Regions from separate parts of the Homo sapiens genome. Here region 1 is linked to region 2. A link is a loop called in an ENCODE intact Hi-C map of the cell type or tissue named here. Cell type or tissue: MCF 10A. All regions are shown on one strand.

Region 1 (8,000 bases), 160 kb after region 2:
CCATGCCTGACTAATTTTTGTATTTTTTGTGGAGATGGGGAATCCCTATGTTGCCCAGGCTGGTCTCAAACTCCTGGGTTCAAGCAATCCACTTTCCTTGGCTTCCCAAAGTGCTTGGATTACAGGCATGAGCCACTGTGCCCAGCCCCAAAGGGTTTTAATTGTCTACTTATACATTATAGAGAGAGATCTTACTCTGTTTTCCTGTTTTTACTCAGTATTATATTTTTAATACATATCCATGTTACTGCATGTACATCTAGTCTATTACTTCTAACTGCCGTAGAATACTCCATGAAGTGGATCCCTACATTCCACTCACCCACTCCCCCAGTAATGAGCAGCTACATTGCCTCCAGTTCCCCATCACTACAAACAATGACTTAATGAACATCCTCATACATGTTCCTTTGTGGACCTGTATGAGAATCTCCATAGGATATACACCCAGGGTTAACAGCTGGGTCATGGGTGTGAATATACTTAATCTGGTCAAGGAATGCCAGAATACCCTTCAAAACAGCCATGTCAGCCTACTGGCATGGTGTGATATAATAGATCCTGTAGTCCCCCATTTTCCCAACACTTACCAGTATCCAGTGTTCTCAACTTGTCAGTCTAAGAGGTGTAAAGAGATATCTCATTCTTTTTTTCATTTGCATTTTCTGATATAACTGAGCCTCCAGGTATGCTCATTAGTCTTTGGGGTTTCTTCTCGTTAAATTGCTTATTCATGAGCTTTACGCATTTTTTACTAGTGTTTCTGTCTTTTTCTTGCTGACTTACAAGAGTTCCTTGTTTTTAGACATTGAAAATATTGGTTTTAGACACTGAAAAATATCTTCTCTCAATCTGTCAGCTGTCTGTTCATTTGGTTCATGCATAGAGGAAATGTGTAAAACAGAAATCTTCATTTTTATGTAATCCAATTGATAGGTATTTTGCCTTATGGTTTGGAGCTTTAGAAGTTTTAAAAAAGTCCTTCCCACTTATAAGTGACAAAGACAGTCCTCTATATTTTCTTCTACTACTGTAACAATTTTACTTTTCACATTTGGTCTTTAATTCACTTCCAAATGGATTCACCTCTGTTGTTTTAGATTGGAGTCCAGTTTTATTTTTCATCATACGCTGAACATTTTCTCTTTTTAAAAAAATTTTTTGTAGGGAGTTTTTGCTCAGACTGGCCTTGAACTACTGACCTCAAGCAATTCTCCTGCCTTGACCTCCCAAAGTGCTGGGATTACAGGTGTGAGCCATTATGCCCAGCCCATTGAGTATTTTCTACTAAATATTGCATGTTTTCCTCATTGATCAGGGAATCATCTGTATTATCTTATACTTAATACCCAAATATACAAATCTATCTATAATTTCTCTACTCTGTTTCAATGGTCCATATGCCTGATCTGTTGCAAAGATCACTACTTTAATTTCTATGGCTTTAAATTATGTCCATATGTGATAGGGTTAGTCCCCCTTTTCATTATTCCCTTAGCATTTTTACTTAAGGCCAGGAACAGCAGCTCACGCCTGTAATCCCAGCACTTTGGGAGGCCAAGGTGGGTGGATCACTTGAGCCCAGGAGTTTGAGACCAGCCTAGGCAACAAAACTAGACTCCGTCTCTACAAAATACAAAAATAAAAATTAGCTGGACATGATGGTGTTGCCTGTGGTCCAAGCTACTCAGGAGGCTGAAGTGGGAGGATCACTTTAGCCCAGGAGGTCAAGGCTGCAGTGAGCTGTGACTGTGCCACCACTACACTCCAGCCTGGGTGATACAGTAAAACCATGTCTCAAAAAAAATTTTTTTAACTTAGTCATAGATTTTATTACATCTGTATTTTAGAGTAGGCTTATTATTAAGTTTCTGAGAAAATTTATTTGTAGCTTGTATTGGAATTACATTGAGCATGTGAATTAACGAAAAGAGGCTTAAGCTTTCTATATAGAGAAACCTTCCACCCAAGGGTATAGAATTATTTAATTAAATCACACTATATTCTTGACTGAACTTTAAAATTTTTCTCCAAACACTATTCTGTAGTTATCCAAGCTCATGTAATAATCATAATAACTCTATACTGTAGGTACTTTTATTATCATCATTTAACAGATGAGGAAACTGAGCCCAGAGAGATAAATAACTCACCTAAGAACACACAGCAAGTAAGTAGCAGAACCTGGATTAACATAGTTTAGTCCATACTCTTAGCCATTATACTGCCTCTGTATCTACAGTCAGTTACTTTATAGTTTGGCTGCTTCTATGCATGTCATCTTGTTTTTATTACATTTTCTGATGGATTGTTGCAGATACAAAGAAAATCGGCTGATTTTTTTTAAGTTGATATGTGTATTGCATGATGTTGTTAAATTCTCTTCTTAGTTCTAATAGTCTATTAATTTTTTTTCTTTTTGTATATCAACTGTAAAAAGTGACAGTTTTACCTTTTCTTTTCCAATGTTTAAAGCTCTCATTTCTTTTTCTTTCCTTATAGCATTGGCCGAGACCTCCACGACAATGCTACACACTGTGAAGTAGTGATTGTGAGCTAAGACTGTCACTTATAGAAAAATCATGTATTCCTAGAAGAAGGTTTTCATTTCATCTTAGCTAGAGGACATGGAGCACTTCAGGAAACTATTTCACAAAAATGTAAATTAGAAACTGTGTCTGGTAGCCAATAATCCATTTTTAACAGTGGCCCTGTGCTCATCTAAGCAACAGAAATTACTTTTGTATAGGAGATGGCCCTTCCAGGGGAGAAACAGCTCAGTTGTGATACACTTGTCTTCATCCTGACTTTAAGTACATTTAACTCCACACTAAACCCTTGTGGCCACAACACAGCTCTGCACCTGTCATTTGCTCTAGACAAACTGCTAAACGCAATTGTTTCTGACAATGGATTACTCTGTATCCCGTGGGGGAATTCTCAGACAGCAGCATTAGAAGGGGCCTTAGAGATCAACCATTTCTCTTATTTTACACACACCTAAAACTCCCTACAGCCGTGCTTCATCAGCTTCGAGCAGATGAGCCACCCAGAAGGCAGCTCCAGTTATTAGGTCCTAGGGCCTGGGTGTAGTCAGGCCCTTTGGAAGCTCCAAGTCAGAGATCAAACACATCCTCCCCACTACCCACGCCTAGGGTGACTAATGCCTGTGGGAAAAACAACTGAACTAAAAAGTCCCACAGGAACCTCAAACCCAGCACATCCAAAATGGAACTTCTCACCATCTCCTCCAAACTCAGTCCTCTTATACAGTAATCCCTGTAAAGCTAGAACAATCTCCATTCCCCATTCTCAGGGCCTTCCTCTCCCGCTCACCTGAGGAGCTACCAAGCCTTGGCCCACAAGCCCTCTGAGAGTCCCTCCTGCCCACCCTGTGTTCTCCATACTGAATAAGGACTTGGCCACACCTTGTCAACTCTTCCCTCTGCTCTACTCCTGACCCCTGGATCCATCCTTCATGCTGTGGCTGAAGGGATCCCCCCATCATGCAAATTCTGCCACATCTCCCGCCTAAAACCCAGGAAGACTCCCCACTACTCTCAGCACAGAAAGTACACTCCTTAGTATGGCATCCCCTGCCCTCATGGCATGGCCCCATCCAGCCCTCCAGCCTCACACCCTGCAAGGACACCTAGACCCCCACCTCCCTCAACCCTTCATGACTGCGCTTCTGATCCCTGTTTCCCCTGGCTAGACCCTGCGTGCCCTCCCGCTGGAAGCGGTCTAATGCCTGCTTGTTTTTAACACTCAGGTTGGGGCCCCTGCCTGCTCCCGGGAGCCTTTGCTGACTCCTGGACCCCGTTGCTCCGGCTGAGCGTGGGCTCTTTCTCTAGGTCTTTCCTCCCAGGACTCTGTGTATTCATCCTATCGTTAAACTGGATTCTCTACAAGAGTAATAATTGCAGAGTCAGCCAGCTCTCATCCCTTTTCAGGTTTCAGAAAAGACCTGTGAACAAAACGCCTTGAGTCTGATTTAGTGTGGCAATGCCCCAAGGGTCCTGTTCTCCCTGGGTGTCCTGCACCTGGTGCAACGTCGGCCTGGCATCTAGTGAGCCATCTAAAGGAACGATGATGAGTGAATGATTTGCCTACCCCTTCCAGTACTAGGCTGGAGGTCGTGGTTAGGGCCCATCCCTACGCAGGACATGCAAAGTGGGAGGCACTCCTCTCTCTACGTCGGCAGGGGGCGCTGCACAGCTGCGGGGCGGGGTAGCTTAGACACGGGGCGTCCGGCTAAGGCCGGGGACCCAGGGTGGTGGGCGGGGTGTCCCGCCCGCCTGTGGACCCCGCGCAGTAACTGCGAACATTTCGCTTTCATTTTGGGCCGAGCTGGAGGCGGCGGGGCCGTCCCGGAACGGCTGCGGCCGGGCACCCCGGGAGTTAATCCGAAAGCGCCGCAAGCCCCGCGGGCCGGCCGCACCGCACGTGTCACCGAGAAGCTGATGTAGAGAGAGACACAGAAGGAGACAGAAAGCAAGAGACCAGAGTCCCGGGAAAGTCCTGCCGCGCCTCGGGACAATTATAAAAATGTGGCCCCCTGGGTCAGCCTCCCAGCCACCGCCCTCACCTGCCGCGGCCACAGGTCTGCATCCAGCGGCTCGCCCTGTGTCCCTGCAGTGCCGGCTCAGCATGTGTCCAGCGCGCAGTGAGTACTCAGCCCGCCAGGTCTTTGGCTCGCTCGGGTGCGGAGGGGCGGCTGCTTGGGAAGAGTGGGTAGAAACTCAAGTCTGCCTAAGGAGAGACTGGAACAGCAGCAGCCGTCTCCTGCAAAGAGGAATAAGAATAGGGGTCTCACCGTGTGCTAAATAGGGCATGTCTCTTTTCATCTCGAAACAGCCTGATGAGCTATCATTATGCCCACTTCGTAGAGGAGAAACTGAGGCCCAGCGTGGGAGATTTCCTGCTTTCCTGCCTAGGGTCCCTCAGCTACAAACAGAAGGCAGATCCTAGCCAGTTCTAAAGTCAGGCTTGGCCGGGTGCAATGGCTCACGCCTGTAATCCCAGCACTTTGGGAGGCCAAGGCGGACAGATCTCCTGAGGTCAGGAGTTCAAGACCAGCCTGACCAACATGGTGAAACCCCGTCTCTACTAACAAATACACAAATTAGCCGAGTGTGGTGGTGGGTGCCTGTAATCCCATCTACTCGGGAGTCTAAGGCAGGGAAAATTGCTTGAACTCGGAGGTGGAGGTTGCAGTGAGCCAAAATCGTGCCACTGCACTCCAGTCTGGGCCACAGAGTGAGACTCCGTCTTAAAAAAACAAAAAAAGTCAGGCTTTCTCACTCCACTGTTTTTAAAACACTGGGTCCCAAGTCTGACTCAGCCACTTCACCACCTGGTCTGGGTTTCCCTGATCAAAAACATGTAGGCTTTCTCTGGGTGAGTGTTGGGTTCAACACCCTTGTCCAAGCTCATCTCTAGACCCTCACAGGGAGCTGGCTTCTAGCCCTAGAATAGAGTGGCGCTTTGTAATAACTCGAGTCATCTCTCAGGTGTTGAAGGAAAAGTGTTGGAAATGGGTTGAGGGAGGTGGGTGCCAAGCATGAATGGATGGGTGAAGGTGGCCAGAATGGAGGGAAGGTGGTGCAGGCAGGCCATCCAGGCTGAAGCTCCTCCACCTGCTCCTCTTCCTTCCAGGCCTCCTCCTTGTGGCTACCCTGGTCCTCCTGGACCACCTCAGTTTGGCCAGAAACCTCCCCGTGGCCACTCCAGACCCAGGAATGTTCCCATGCCTTCACCACTCCCAAAACCTGCTGAGGGCCGTCAGCAACATGCTCCAGAAGGTGAGCCTTTCCTGTCCTCTCCACTGTGGACCTGCACCCTCCCTGAGGAAGGGGCCTCTGATCCTCCCCTCTGGTACCTGATGGAACTGCAGAGAAATTGTGGAAGTTCATTAGCAGCTGTCAACAGCAGGAGAGGGAACTTTACAAATGGCCCAAGTGTTAAAGAGTCCTAGTGAAATTGTGTCTCCAGAGAAAGCAAGAGTAGTAATAAATTATAATGATGTTGGTTTTGGCTATGTCTACACTGAGTAAAGTGGATATTTGCAGTGTTCCTGTAGCCTGCCAACAGAGATAGAATTGTGTCAGGTCCACATGGTTTCTCTGGCACCACACCACTGATCAATCCCGGAAATAGTTACTTGGGTGCATACTCTGTGTTGGGGGGCAGGGGTACAAAGATGAAATAGCCTTGTCCCTCCTGCTGCCCACCAGCTTCTACTTGGTGACACAGTTCCTTCTTGGAGCAACACATCTCAGGGAGGACTATGACAGTGCACATGCAGCCTTCATTTTCTAGGGAAGAGTTACCTAATTTTATTTACAGCTTCGTTCTTTTAGGTTTCATATTTTAATGTAAAAAACATTGCCGTTAAAAACTGCTCCAGTAGCTACTGCTGCAAAGGCTAAAGGCTAATGTTTTAAAAGATGTCCTCTGCCTTTCTGCTCTCTAGGAATTTTTTCTTGAGTATTTTCTAGCTTGTTGCCTTAGGAATATCTTAAAATAAGCTCAATGCCACCAAGCCTTCTTAAAGGGCTCCTTTCCCCTTTCAATCTTTCATAATGTGCTGTGCATTGCTCCTCACAATTCAATTAATCTTAATTGGACAGGGGGCTCAAGTGAAAACTGCTTTGTTTCCCGAAGAAAGGTTCAAAATGGGTAACTTTTAGGTGCTCCAATTCATATAGATTTTTTTGTGCAAAAGCTGACACCCCTACTCCCAGATATAGTCCTAAGGGTCAAAAGATTATAGAAATCAATTTAATGTTTTGTACATCATTTGTCAAATTTGCTGTAGTAGAAAACAAATGAGGTAGATGCAAGTGATTCACCGGCCATATCCAGGGCACAGGTTTGTAGAATTTGGGCTATATGTTTATTTTTTAGTTTGATGCCATTCAAAAACCAAACATTTCAATTAAGATTTCAAAATTCTAGCTTCTCTTGAAAAGATCTGAAGAACAACACTGGACTCACACCTCCAAATCTAACTCTTTATAACCTGCTCAGAATAGTGGGGTTGCCCAGGTCTGTTTAAACACCTCCGGGAATAGTGTATTCATTTCCTACTGCTGCTGTCACAAATGTAGTGGGTTTAAATGACACAAATTTATTATCTTACAGCTCTGGGCATCAGAAGTCCAAAATGGGTCCTACTGGGCTAAAGTCAATGTGTCAGCAGAGCTGTAGCCCTTTCTGGAGGCTCTTGGGGAGAATCTGTTGCCTTGCTTTGTCAGGTCTAGAGGCTGCCCACATTCCTTGACTTGTGGCCCCTTCCATTGTCCATACCAGCAATGTCTGGTTGAGTCTTTCTCATGCTGCTCCCTCTGGACTGACCTTCTACCCGCTTCTACTTTTGAGGACACTGCTTACACTGGATTCACCCAGATAATCCAGGATCATCTCTCTACTCTTAGATCAGCTGATTAGCAAATTGAATGTCATCTGCACCTTCATTCCTCTTTGGCAGGTCACATAGCTCATTACCGGGTTCCAGGGATTGGGAGGTGGATGTCTTTGGAGGTGGAGAATTGGTCTAGCTACCACAGAAAGGGATTTTACTACTTGTGCCCAAACGTATTCTGAATTTTCAGGCCTTGCTTCTTGGCTCATGCTGTTACCTCTGTCTGAAATTTCCCTCCTCCATTGTCGACACTTTACTCCTCTTAATGTGGGTGTCCCAACTCTAGGAAGCTTTGCTTCCCTTCCTGCCCCTCCTCAGAAGCTTCATGCCCTTCTCACCATGTCTCACCTACTGATGCCTCCTGGTCATTTGGGCAATTGTCTGTCTCAGCAGCTAAACTTGCAATCCAGGAGGGTATACATGGTCCTCTTCTCTGTCATGTTCTTAGTACCTAATGGAGTGCCTGCCACCCATTAGGCTGTTGAATGGAAAAATGATCGTAATCTTCAATCATACAGTCCTTTACTTCCTAAGATACATTTCATAATTTTACCCAACGGTGCTTTCCAACACA
Region 2 (8,000 bases):
AGCATCCAGGAAAGCTTCATTCATTGTCTTGAGGTGAGCAAGTGGCCACTTGACCAGCTTTCCCACAGGTAGTCAATAGAACTAATGACAGCTGGTCACAGGCACACTCCTGCCCTCGATCCCAAGGCCCTAAAGTGAGAGAACTTCTCGAGAATTTCATTCATTCCAATATTTTTTGGACACCTACTATATGCCTGGCACTGTGCCAGATGCTAGATGGGCAATGGTTGACGTGATACATATGGCCCTTGCTCTCTCACGGAGCATACAATCTAGTGGAGCAAATCAACGTTACAAATCCCACAAATTAGAGGGAAAAAAAAACAGTATGCTAAGTGAATTTAAAGCAGGACCTTATTTAGACAGGGGGCTAAGGAAAAACCTCCAACTTTAAGCAAGAGAGGTGACTCAGGTGAAGGCAGAGGGCTTACAGGTTGAGAAACAGCTTGTGTGAGGGCCCTGAGACAGTTGCAGGCACGAGCTTGGCTTTTCCAGAAAACTCAAAGGCCACCAGTGTGCCTAGAGCTGTGTGAGCAAGATTTTGAGAGGTGCAAAGAAGTCAGGAGGGTAGATCAGGGCCAATAACATAATGCTGGATAACAGCATTAGAGATTTAGGATTTTATCCTAAATGTTGTGGAAAACCGAGGAGTTTGAAACCAAGATGTGACAAAATCTGATTATGTTTTTAGAAGTATTTTTAATTCACAAAGGGTAAGGTTTAATGGAGGGCAAGCCCTTAATTTTTTGTATCACTTTGGGAACTAAATCAAGGAGCATGAAACCATCAAAATGATCGAATCAGGGGCAGCCGGGTGAGTGAGTGGGGCTAAATTTGTGCCATCTGAAATTAGGGTCAAAGTTCTGATGGCTTCAGTTGTAGTGACAGTTCTGCTGCAGAAATCCCGTCTGTCCTTTGGAAAATAAATTTGATTTTAAAAACCTCAAAACATAGCCCAAGTAGCTTAAACCATCAGTACAAGTTTCCACTGACATCTGCCATGCAAATTTGTACTTCTTCAGCCAGTTGCTCTTCCTCACAGTTAACGCTGGAAATCAGAGGCCATGAGAAGAAAGCAAGTGTGGATATTTGGGCATGGTAGATGGTGTTCATTTTCCTAGATTTTAAAAATTTGATTGAAAGTCAAGAGTGAAAACAAACCAACCCTAAAGTCCCTTAGCATCATCTCAGATAAGGGGAGAAGAGAGATGTTGGAATGAGGTAGGTAGGTTTATCTAAGATGCTGAAACTCAGAAGGACTGCTCATTTCTATCTTGACCTTCTTAGTAAATAATAAAAAAGCCCCAGCACTTTCAACAAGTGAACACTTTGTGGGCCCAACTTATGTGTCTGAAAGAGACTCTCTTTGCTATTCACCAGGGAAAACTGGTTTAAATTGGAGGGTTTTAGAAGAGTTGGGATTAATGTGCAGATTGATTTTACTGCGTATGAATCTTCTGTGACTGATGGTTTAACCCTTCTCATTGAGAATGAGTTTACCTGGTGTCATGTGTTGGGAGTAGCATAATTTCCTGATCAGTACCTTTATAATTCTGAAATAATTTACTTCTAAAAGATGAGAAACTTTCTTAATTCAATAGCTTTAGGACAAAGCAAGTTAAGTAACTCAAATGTTTTTGTGACATTTTTCTTTTACTTCAGAAAACTTTTTAGAATAGTGTTTCTTCTACTATTCAGATGACTAAAATAATTTGAATATTTCTTCTGAGAGAATGAAAATGAGAAAGGATGTACGAACAGTCCATGTCGCTGCTTAACTCGCCCTAGAAAAGCTGGTCAGAGAACAGACCTAAGGAAACTCTTTAGTACGAAATTTCATTATAACTAATAGCAATAGCATTTCAGCACTACCTCTGTATTTAAAAAAGAAAAAAGATTTAGGGACCCTTGACAAATTTAATAGCTCCTTAGAGATGATGTTAACAGTTTAGTCATAAATTTTATGTTTCTGTCCTGTGTTCAGTGACATACCAGGAAAACACATTTTCAGAAAAGGTATGCTATGTAAATTCTTTTCATTACTATTTTACGTTATCCTACAAAATAATTTTTTTGAAAATAGAAGCCTGTAATCCCAGCACTTTGGGAGGCCGAGGCGGGTGGATCATGAGGTCAGGAGATCGAGACCATCCTGGCTAACAAAGTGAAACCCCGTCTCTACTAAAAATACAAAAAATTAGCCGGGCACGGTGGCGGGCGCCTGTAGTCCCAGCTACTCGGGAGGCTGAGGCAGGAGAATGGCGTGAACCCGGGAAGCGGAGCTTGCAGTGAGCCGAGATTGCGCCACTGCAGTCCGCAGTCCGGCTTGGGCGACAGAGCGAGACTCCGTCTCAAAAAAAAAAAAAAAGAAAATAGAAACGCTGGAAATATTTTTTTAAATAGTAACTCTGATTTTCATAGTAAATTCAATTTTCATAATGAACTCATGATCTAGTGTGTTTAGTTTTTGAAATGTCCATGATCAATGTAAAAAGAAAAAACAAACTCATCACCTTTACTCTCATTAAATTTCTATAAGGAAGACCTTCAATTGAAATCTAATTTTTTTTTGTTGACTCACCCAATGCTATATATAATATATTATTGTTATATTGTATTGCTGATGTGGAAAACTCATGATATAAAATGAAATTGATATAAAAAGACAGCCATCTGACAGCCTGAAAGTGGGCGGCAGGGGCAGTTTATAACTCAATTCATATTGTAGATTAGGAAATAGAGGCTGACAGCTATGAAGCAGTAGCCCAAGGAAACACACCTAATAAGAAGTGCAGTCAAGTCCAGAACCAGGTCTTTGATTTGATCCAAAATTTTATCAACTCTAGAACCATCAAAGATGGCCTAGATTGCAACTTTGGATGAATTAGCATTAGTGTAACCTTTATATATATATATACATATATATATACATATATACGTATATATATACGTATATATACGTATATATATACGTATATATACGTATATATATACGTATATATATGTATATATACACACACATACACATACATACCAATGTAGCTGAAGATTTATGTATTTATATTACAGTTATTAAAGGTATTATTGAAATGTTAATGAGAAAATGTATCGTACTTTTGACATTTTTTTTTCATAATACTATCCCAAACAGATTAAAAAACACAATAGTCCACTAGAGGGCACCTTTCTTCAACATCACGGTCTGTTCTCTTCCCCAGTACTCTATTAACCTGGTTTTAATCAGCCACTATCGCCTCGGAGCATTGAAAAGCTTTTTTATTGTCAGAGATTCCATGTACTGCTTTAGCAAAATGCATTTGTATTGGTAGGCAAGGCTATCTGTGCTGCTAAGATACCTGGAATGATAAAGGGGAAGCATGACCCTTATTCCCCTACACACATACACGCATGCACACAAACTTTGTGTTAGTTTGAGCTTAGCCCTTCTTGACATGACAACCCAACTTATTTTTATTTGGAAAGTCTTGCCTTAGCCCTGGCAAATTTATACTACTTTTCACTTTTTCTGCCACTGCGTTCTCTGACTCCAAATGCTGGAAAACAGAGAGTAAAAGAGATGGTCTTTAAATGTTGACATAAATTGGGGACGAAACGATGTAGACTTCACCCAGATTTACCTATCCGTCAGTTGCTGTTTTTCTACAGCATGTGAATTTCAGTTACTGTTGGGCATAAAATACTATGGGAAAAATAATAGGATTGTGTCCAATAAACAAGTACTCTGGCAGATTCTATTGAAATATAAAACCATCTCATTATTCTAGAGGCAAAGGGAGGCTGCCTGCTATAGCATTGCCTAATGTATTACATTTCAAACTGTGTCTGTAGAAACCCAGGGTTGCTGGAGATATTTTTAGAGATTAATTTGTACCTATTATATGAGCGGCTAAACATCTCATCCCCAAGCCCCCCAAAAAAAATCAAACTGGAAATTAAAGAGTTGTGAAATGTGAAAATAATTCAGAATACAACTACAAATGAGATAGTCTATGGGACTTTGGAGAAAAGTCCTGTAAAGCTGTGGTAAGAAGAATATAACGTTTCAGCCCAAACTGTAATGATTTAATTCCCTCATAATCTGTGCAAAGTATTTCTCTCAACCCAATTTTTCGACGTCAGCATATTTAATTTATCCTGCCAGGTGAAGTAGTCTTTCACAGTCCTCAAAATCAACGAACTTATAAATATGTGTCATTGACCATGAAGGTGGTAGCTCTGTACTGGCCTTTCTAAAAAATTCATGCCTGTGCATGCCCAAGCAATAAAATTACGCAAGTTGCCCAGAGGCCCAGCTTGGTTCAGTGCCAGGTTAGGATCAGGCACATCTGTTTGGCACAGTCTCTCATCAAGCCTAACAGTCGGTTGTGCAATGACAAGCAAACACCCAATATATCAAATGAGAAGGTACTGTTATAGATTAATGACCTATTGTAAGTTTGGGTACTCTGTCTTATCTTGTTTATAATCAGAAATATGAGTAATTGCTATATATTGTTAGTAAACCAATTTTGAATAAGTTTCTTGCTACTTTGCTTTTAAGATTCTGGACATGTTTAATGAAGAATACGCAGAGATTGCAACATAATCCATTAAAAGAACCATTACCATTTACAACTACTTACTTGTGTGAAACAGGATTCTTTCGATGTGGCACAACCAAACAAAATCTTATTCCAGATGTAGCTTTACATTTAGTTCTATGTAAAGCTATATCTGGAATAAGATTATAACTGACATCTATAAATTCTGCTTTCTCTTTTTTTGTATCACAAACAGCATCATGTTCTCATTGAGAGACACATGAATATAGATTTGAACTCAGAATAATTTTATCCTGATAGAAACATTTGATTGTTTTGCATGTTGGTTTTCATATTGATTTTCATTTTAAAAGCAAATTCTAGTATTTAAGAAAATAGAAGAAAAAGTGACAACCAATTAGTGATTCACACTAATAATTTTCTCAGGAAACTATTTTTTTCATATAATGTGAAATAATAAACATAAGCATAACCAAGGTCAGAATAGTCCAAACTTCTGAGTAAATTAATTTACATAGGTTATAAGACTCTCAGGTAAATTTCTTATTTATAATTATAAGGCTAAAAAATTATAACCTGTCTCATTTTTATTCTTCCCTTACTTTCTATTTTTGGGCCTCAGAGTATTGTTGGAAGTGGAGAAGTATCCTGACACCAGCTGTCCTCTTCTGGGGCTCTGTTCCACATCTATAGTGTGGGAAATGACCTTGACGCAATAGTAGCCTGCAAGTACACTACCAGACATTCTATCCCAGAAGTCACAGGCCAAATTAAGATGTTCAGATCACACAGTTCTTTACCTCTATTTAAAATGCAAGGCAAGAAGCAAGGGAAAGAGATGGGATGAGCTGACTACTTAGGATATGGCACAGGAGTATGGCAGGACCTTGAGTTACACAATATTTATATGTCCAGCCTCTCTGCCACAACAGCCTTTCCTGTTGAGGATATGGTTATGAACCACAGTTGAGGTTTGAGAAAGGATTCCTGTTCCACTTAGACACAAGGTATCTGCCAGTGACACACAACTTGCTTTGTAAGAGACAGAGCCAATTCCCTCTGGCTTCCTCTGTAGCTTGCCTCTTAGCCTGATGAGAAGCTGGGGATTGCATTTACATTTCTTGGGCAGAGGACACATTGGACCAGAATGGGTGTCATCAATGGGAAATCAACATAAAATCTAATGAATGAGGGCCTCATGTGGCTCAGATGATTTAGTGTGTCATGAATATTAGGCGGTTCTTTAGTCTTTTCATCCCTTTCTATGCTTGGCACCTACACACTTGATCTAGGCTTAACAAATCTGCTACTAACTTACTTATTGATATTTAACACATCTCATGAATTCTGACTACAGTAGTCTCCCCCTTGGCCTGCCAGGGATACTTTCCAGGACCCTCGGAGGATGCCTGAAACCGTGGATAGTCCCAAACCCAATATATTATGGTTTTTTCCTATACATACCTATTATAAAGTTTAATTTATAAATTAGGTACAGTAAGAGATTCACAATAACTAATCATAAAATAGAATAATTATAACAATATGCCAGCATCATGGCTCTTGCATTTTGAGGTCGTTATTAAGTAAAGTAAGGGTTACTTGAATACAAGCATTATGATACCAAGACAGTCAAACTGATACTGAGCCAGCTACTTAGTGACTCCTGGGTGTAGAGTGTCCACAGTGTGGATATGCTGGACAAAGAGAGGATTCACATCCTGGGTAGGATGGCACGAGGGTTCATCAGAAGAATGGCACAGAATTTAAAACTTATGAATTGTTTATTTCTGGAATTTTCCATTTAATAGTTTCAAACCATGGTTGACTACAGGTAACTAAAACCTTGAAAAGCGAAACCATAGATAAGGGGGAATGATTGTATGTCTGTTTACTTACTCATTATCTAAATGTAACACATACATTTCACCTGTGTCTTATAAGCTACTACATAGTCATTATCTATACTTAACACACGTTTATGAGTTTCATCCATCTTCTTTTTCTTGTTCATCTGTAGCAGAATTGACTGTTGTCAAATAATACAACAAAGCCCCTACAAAATCTCTTGGAAAGAGATTTCTTACTGGTGCAGCCTCTGATTCCACATCCTTGCCCTAGGGGTTTTAACCTGCAGCAGCTCCAACCAAGCAGCTTTAGGGACCAGATCAAGGCCACCCAGCCATCTGTGCTCCTGTATCTTCCCCTATCGCCACCACAACTTCCTCTTTACTCGACATTAATTTGTAACTTTACTCACCATATCTTCAGTCCCAAGACTGAATGAATGCCTGCCAGACACTCCTGACCCAGTTCTTCTAGCACCTGGCCCTTATTTTCTATTCACCATCATCAGTTTCTCCCTTTGCTGGCTCCTTTCCTGCTGCCCACCTAGACATTTGGGTCTCCCACATCTTAAACATCAGCTACATTGGCAACCTCTCCAAGCTACCAGCCTAATGCTCTGATTTATTAACAAGCTTGTTCACAAACTCTCAACTCAGACCCTCAACTTCTTAGCCACAACCACCCAGCTTCCACCCCTAACACACGACTACTGAAATTATTCCCTTGGCATAACTCGTGACTTCCTAATAGTCCAAATTAATGGCTTCTGGTTGTTTTTCTCCTCCGCGTCCCTGCAGTATTTGAAGAAACTAGGCTCTGTCAGCGTTCCCTCTCTTCTTGTCACTTCTCACTGTGTTAGTTTTCATTCTCTTCTCACTTTGTTGACTATGTCTCCTTTGCATCCCCTTGCTCTCTAAATGTGGGCTTCCTACCCTTATCTGCAGTCTCATTTTCCTTAGTTTCAGTTACCATCGGTCAACTGTGGTGTGAAAATATTAAGCTATTTTGAGAGAGAGACCACATTCACATGACTGTTACTACAGTATATTGTTATAATTGTTCTATTTTATTACCTGTTATTGTTGTTAATCTCTTACTGTGCCTAAGTTATAAATTAAACTTTATCACAGATATGTACGTATGGGAAAAACATGGTATGTATAAGGTTCAGTACTATCTTCAGTTTCAGGCATCCGCTAGGGGTCTTGGAATGTATACCACATGGATAAGGAGGGACTACTGAGTTAGTTTTCTATTTCTGCTATAACAAAGTCTTCCAAATTTAGTGGCTTAAATCAACACAAATTTATTGGTATTATAATATCAAAAGTTGGAAGTCCTAAATGGGTCTCACTGGACTAAAATCAAGGTGTCCACTGAGCTGCATTCTTTCTGGAGGCTCTAGAGAAATATCAGTTTCCTTGCCTTTTCCATCTTCTAGGGACAGCCCACCTTCCTTGGCTTGTGGCCTCTTCTTCCATCTTCAAAGCCAACAACAACATTGGACCAAGCCTTTCTCATACTGCCGTCTCTGGTTCTTTCTCTTATGCCTCCCCGACTTTTACTTTATAAGACCCTTGTGATTATTAC

What was found. A loop is a pair of places that touch in the nucleus more often than their neighbours do. Peaks named below come from ENCODE experiments on the same cell type or tissue, not always from the same donor. Only the 100,000 strongest peaks of a DNase experiment are listed, where the experiment ranks them.
Region 1: a loop joins it to region 2, with 4 times the contacts of the local background. A loop is called at or near these places in 16 of 110 quality-filtered maps.

Annotation. Positions count from the first base shown.
Region 1 is chr3:159,984,509-159,992,508 of GRCh38, forward strand. It overlaps IL12A (interleukin 12A), which reads left to right and starts at 4,327. Exons shown (of 7, transcript NM_001397992.1): 1 at 4,327-4,666; 2 at 5,659-5,804. The coding sequence starts at 4,651. IL12A-AS1 (IL12A antisense RNA 1) reads right to left here. Exons shown (of 10, transcript NR_108088.1): 9 at 4,589-4,785. RefSeq lists enhancers at 1,986-3,185, 4,037-4,537, 4,538-5,038, 4,538-4,587 and silencers at 4,098-4,297, 4,368-4,417. In MCF 10A, a CTCF peak has its summit at 4,195 (motif pointing right); a DNase peak (open chromatin) is centred at 4,213.
Region 2 is chr3:159,825,459-159,833,458 of GRCh38, forward strand. The region is part of intron 4 of IQCJ-SCHIP1 (IQCJ-SCHIP1 readthrough); the gene reads left to right. The region is part of intron 2 of SCHIP1 (schwannomin interacting protein 1); the gene reads left to right. It overlaps LOC101928351 (a long non-coding RNA gene), which reads right to left and starts at 2,367. Exons shown (of 4, transcript XR_007096144.1): 1 at 1-2,367. In MCF 10A, a CTCF peak has its summit at 3,178 (motif pointing right); DNase peaks (open chromatin) are centred at 3,213 and 4,333.